Regions from separate parts of the Homo sapiens genome. Here region 2 is linked to region 1. The links are chromatin loops, found by intact Hi-C in ENCODE. Cell type or tissue: Calu3. All regions are shown on one strand. Each heading gives the region's core, and the rest is flanking DNA. Links, peaks and the distances in the headings are about the cores only. Region 1 overlaps SNTB2 (syntrophin beta 2). Region 2 overlaps TANGO6 (transport and golgi organization 6 homolog).

What was found. Hi-C counts contacts between places; a loop is a spot of excess contacts. Peaks named below come from ENCODE experiments on the same cell type or tissue, not always from the same donor. Only the 100,000 strongest peaks of a DNase experiment are listed, where the experiment ranks them.
Region 2: a loop joins it to region 1, with 6 times the contacts of the local background. A loop is called at or near these places in 4 of 110 quality-filtered maps.

Annotation. Positions count from the first base shown.
Region 1 is chr16:69,285,828-69,288,641 of GRCh38, forward strand. All of the region lies in intron 5 of SNTB2 (syntrophin beta 2), which reads left to right. Among named protein-coding and RNA genes, the nearest start is that of VPS4A, 24 kb to the right of the region's middle. In Calu3, for the core only: a CTCF peak has its summit at 1,304 (motif pointing left); a DNase peak (open chromatin) is centred at 1,304.
Region 2 is chr16:68,846,309-68,849,122 of GRCh38, forward strand. All of the region lies in intron 1 of TANGO6 (transport and golgi organization 6 homolog), which reads left to right. Among named protein-coding and RNA genes, the nearest start is that of TANGO6, 4.2 kb to the left of the region's middle. In Calu3, for the core only: a CTCF peak has its summit at 1,119 (motif pointing right); no DNase peak of the experiment used is centred there.

The DNA.
Region 1 (2,814 bases), core at 45-2,544:
TGTCGCCCAGGCTGGAGTGCAGTGGCATGATCTCAGCTCACTGCAACCTCCGCCTCCCAGGTACAAGCTATTCTCCCACCTCAGCCTTCTGAATAGCTGGGATTACAGGCACCTGCCATCATACCCAGCTAAGTTTTGTATTTTTAGTAGAGACAGGGTTTCACCATATTGGCCAGGCTGGTCTTGAACTTCTGACCTCAGGTGATCCACCGACCTCAGGTGATCCGCCTACCTTGGCCTCCCAAAGTGCTGGGATTACAGGTGTGAGCCACCACGCCTGGTCTTCGGTTTATTTATTTATTTTTTTAGAGATGAGGTCTTACTGTGTTGCCCAGGCTGGTCTCAACTCCTGGCTTCAAGCTATTCTCTGGTCTTAGCTTCCTGAGTAACTGGGATTATAGGCACAAGCCACTGTGCCAGGCCAGTTGTCATTTAATCTGCATTTAGTAGTGTAAGAACTAGCCAGTAATTCCAGCTACTTAGGAGGCTGAGGCAGGAGGATTGCTTGAGGCCAGGAGTTTTAAGACCAGCCTGAGCAATATATTGAGGACCCCATCTCTACAATGAAAAATGAAGCTGGGTACACTGGCTCATGCCTGTAATCCCTGCACTTTGGAAGGCTAAGGCTGGCGCATTGTTTGAGCCCAGGAGTTTGAGACCAGCCTGGGTAAAGTGGTGAAACCTCATCTCTACTAAAAATACAAAAATTTAGCTGGGAGTGGTGACACACATCTGTAGCCCCAGCTACTCAGGAGGCTGAGGTAGGAGGATCACCTGAGCCCAGGAACTCAAGGCTGCAGTGAGCTATGGTAGTGCCATGGCACTCCAGCCTGGGTGATGGGAGCCAGAACCTGTCTCAAAATAAATAAATAAATTTAATTAAATGAAAAAAAAAAAAAAAGCCAGACATAGTGGCACACACTGTAGTCTCAGCTGCTCAGGTGGCTAAGGTAGGAAGATTGCTTGAGCCCATTTCAGGGCTGTAGTGCACAATGATCAAGCCTGTGAATAGCCACTGTACTCCAGCCTGGACAACATAGTGAGACCTTGTCTCTTAAAAGAAAAAATAATGTAAGGACTCATTTACCAAGTACTAGATACATGGACTCTCCAGTTAAGAAGATTGAAATCTAAGTTGTGGATAGGCGCCCTTAAAAGATGAGTATCTAGCAAGTTTATGGCTATGGAAAAATAAAGGATTTGAAATAGGAGTTACTCTACAAAAGTTTGAAAATGTGTGCCCAACACTTACTCAAATAAGTATCTAAAGGAAATAAGGTTGGTTTCTTTCCATTGTGGAAGCGCCCTCTTGTGGTTAGTTGTCATGAATTTGGAGTATTGTTTTTTATATATATTTACATATATGTATACATGTAGATATTTGCAAATTTTTTTCTTTTTTTTTAAATTGTTTTTGGCTTTGGACAAAATGAAAACCTTTATTTAAAAATACAGGCTGGGGCCGGACGCGGTGGCTCATGCCTGTAATCCCAGCACTTTGAGAGGCCAAGGAGGGCAGATCACTTGAGGTCAGGAGTTCCAAACTAGCCTGGCCAACATCGTGAAACCCCATATCTACTAAAAATACAAAAGTTAGCCAGGAGTGGTGGCAGGCGCCTATAATCCCAGCTACTCAGGAGGCCGAGGCATGAGAATTGCTTGAACCCGGGAGGTGGAGATTGCAACAAGCCAGGATTGCGCCACTGCACTCCAAGCTGGGAGATAGAGTGAGACTGTTTCCAAAAATAGAAATGCTGGAAGCGGTTGCTTATGCCTGTAGTCCCAGCACTTTGGGAGACTGAGGCAGGCAGATCACTTGAGGCCAGATCGAGACCAGCCTGGCCATCATAGTGAAACCCCGTCTTTACTAAAAATACAAAAATTAGCTGAGCATAGTGGCACATGCCTTAAGTCCCAGCTACTCGGGATGGTGAGGCACAAGAATTGCTTGAACCTGGGAGGCGGAGTCTGCAGTGAGCTATGATCACACCACTGCACTCCAACCTGGGCAACAGTGGGAAACTCTGTCTCAAAAAATATATATATATATATATGTATATGCATTGGGCCAAGCACGGTAGTTCACGCTTGTAATTCCAGTACTTTGGGAGGCTGAGGTGGGCGGATCACTTGAGCCCAGAAGTTCAAGACCAGCCTGGGCAACATGGTGAAACCTCATCTCTATTGAAAAAAAAAAGAGTAAATGAGGTTTAAAAAAAAATACAGTATTGGAGGTGAGGCACGGTGGCTTACACCAGAATCACACTGGGATGCTCTGTGTTCCTGTGGGCAGTCGAGGGGTCAGGCCAACACATTCATGCCGTTGCTACCATCTGGGGTCACTGTATTGTCCTCAAGAATTCAAGGGGATATGCTTCCCAAAATCAAGAGTGCAACTTGGATTTTCAGCATTTTTTAGTTCATGTTGTTTCTTTGGTGTCTAGCAGCTAAATTTCATTTTTCAGGTTAAAGCTTCCCAGGCTCATAGTTGTTTAAATATGATGGCTAGAGGAAAGGAAGAGTGAGAGCCAGCTGGTTCCTTGTATTTTTAAATAGACAAAAGAAACATATTTTTCGGTAATTTTACACTTTTTTGTTCTTATTCACAGCTGTATTTTTTTAAATCAACTTCCCTTTAAAGCCATATAGCTGTATTTTAATATTACCTTGGTAACTGTTAGAGTAGCTAATATTCAAAAGACAAAAAATAACAGATGCTGGTGAGGATGCAGAGAAAAGCAAACTCTTATACACTGTTGGTGGGAATGTAAATCAGTATAGCCATTACGGAAAACAGTATGAATATTTCTCAAA
Region 2 (2,814 bases), core at 73-2,572, 440 kb before region 1:
GGCGCGAGCCACCATGCCCAACCTCAAGAAGTCAGCTGGATTTTCATATCTGCTTCTCCAGTCTGTCATGATAGGTTGTTTTGACTGAAGTACATGAAGAAAACCTAGACTCACATAGATATGTAACTGGAAAAGGGAGGAGAGTTCAATCACCTTTTCAAATAATTATGTACATTCTTTTATACGATTCTTTCTTTTTTTTTTTTAGACGGAGTCTTGCTCTGTCGCCCAAGCTGGAGTGCAGTGGTGCGATCTCGGCTCACTGCAACCTCCGCCTCCCAGGTTCAAGCAATTCTCCTGCCCCAGCCTCCCGAGTAATTGGGACAACAGGCACATGCCACTGTGCCTGGCTAATTTTCTTTTTTTTTTTTTTTTTTTAGTAGAGACAGGTTTTCACCATATTGGCCAGGCTGGTCTGGAACTCATGACTTCGTAATCCTCCCGCCTCGGCCTCCCGAAGTGCTGGGATTACAGATGTGAGCCACCACGTCCGGTCTTTTATACAATTCTAAAGCTCAACAAGATAATCTCTGCATGTATTGTGTGGGGAAAAAAGTATCGAGAAACTCAACAAGAGGTAATACCTTTTTTTTTTTTTTGTGGCGGAGTTTCGCTCTTGTTGCCCAGGATGGAATGCAGTGGCGTGATCTCGGCTCATTGCCACCTCCGCCTCCCGGATTCAAGCGATTCTCCTGCCTCAGCCTTCGGAGTAGCTGGGATTACAGACATGCGCCACCACGCCCTGCTAATTTTGTATTTTTAGTAGAGATGGGGTTTCTCTACGTTGGTCAGGCTGGTCTCGAACTCCTGACTTCAAGTGATCTGCCCACCTCAGCCTCCCAAAGTGCTGGGATTACAGGCGTGAGCCACCGCGCCCGGCCAAAGAGGTAATATATTAAAGATTTGTTGCAATATGAAATCAGAACTCATATCAATAAGCCTCATAGTACATTCTTGAGAATCTAAAAGGCACATCATGACCTAGTATTATTATGAAATGGTTTTGACCTTGCAGACCCCCTGAGAGGGTCTTGGGAACCCCCGGCAAGCCAGGTCCCCATAGCATACTAGGAACTGCTACTTTATGGAAATGCCTCCAATTTATTTCCAAGTAGATGTTATTTTCATCACCAGTAGAGGGCAGAGAAGACTACTTCATTAAAGGGGCTCTGGAAAAACTTCAGTAAGAGCTTTTGTTTTAAATCACTTTCTTTGTGTTCCATGTTTGGGTTCGAAGATCTTATGCCACAGGAAGTCATTTAGAGGTTGGTTAGTGATCTTAACGGTTAGTGGCAACAAGAGGGAAATAACACTCATTTCCGTTTGAGGTATACATTAGCCAAAGGAACCAGATATTCATGCCAGTGGGTCAGAACACTTGTCCTGGAAAGTCCTAGAAGAATATTGCAGGCTGAGCGCGGTAGCTCACACCTGTAATCCTAGCACTTTGGGAGGCCATGGCGGGTGGATCTCCCGAGGTCAGGAGTTCGAGACCAGCCTGGCCAACATGGCGAAACCCCGTCTCTACTAAAAATACAAAAATTAGCTGGGCGTGGTGGCATGCGCCGGTAGTCCCAGCTACTCGGGAGGCTGAGGCAGGAGAATCGCTTGAACCCAGGAGGCAGAGGTTGCAGTAAGCTGAGATCGTACCACTGCACTCCAGCCTGGGTGACAGAGTGAGACTCCATCACAAAAAAAAAAAAAAAAAAAACTATTGCAAATTTCTTACACTTCTGTTCTCATTATTTTTGAAGGATGTTATTGTTTCTCTCTCTCTCTCTGTTTCTCTCTCTCTCTTTTAAATAGAGACAGGGTCTCCCTGTGTTGCCCAGCCGGGAGTACAGTGACTATTCACAGAAGTGATCATAGTACACTGCAGCCTCAAACTTCTGGGCTCGGGTGATGCTTCTACCTCAGCCTCCCAGCTAGCTGGGACTACAGGGATGTCACTGTGACAGCTTTCCTTTTATTCTTTTTTAAAAATAGAAGTAATGTTTTTACTTCTATAAAAAATATTATAGCAAAGATTTTTTAAATATAGAGAAACCAAAAAGAAGAAAATTAAAATTACCTTAATTTCACTACCCAGAGGGTACCACTATTAGCAATTCAGAGCGTATTATTTTTCCTTTTTACAAAAATGATCTCATATGCCACATACTGTTTTATAACCCTAAAATAACTTCTAGTGCAGAGACAATACATATTTATTGTAAAAAAACAATTGAAACTATAATTAGGTAAAAAGAAAAATCCTACCTCTAACCCTATCACCCAGAGATCACCACTATTAAAACCTCAAGGTATTAAAACTTTGAGACCCTTTTCTGTGCATATAAACACGAATATATTTTAATATAGTTAGAATCATTCTGTTCCTTTATTGACCAATTTTCAGAATAATAAATTAGTGTCTTAGCAACCTCCAAAGGTAACCAATGAAGTGATCTTTTTTGTTGTATTATGAATCATAGATTTTATGTATTTGATGTTTCAATTATTGTATTCCTTGTTCTTAATCAAATTTCCCATTTTTGGCCTCTGGGAACCATTTCCGACTGGCTCTTGGGGTTTTTGACATGACCATGATAGTCTTTGATCGACTCCTTGCTCTCAAGCAGAAGATATCCCAGGCTCATCTGAGGTATTTCCTGCCCCATTTTTGAAAACAACTCTCTCTAAGGAGAAGTGGTATTTAGCAACCGCAATGCGGACACAGGATATTCATTGCTATTGAAATTATGGGCCGAGTGCAGTGGCTAACGCCTATAATCCCAGCACTTTGGGAGGCCGAGGTGGGTGGATCACTTGAGA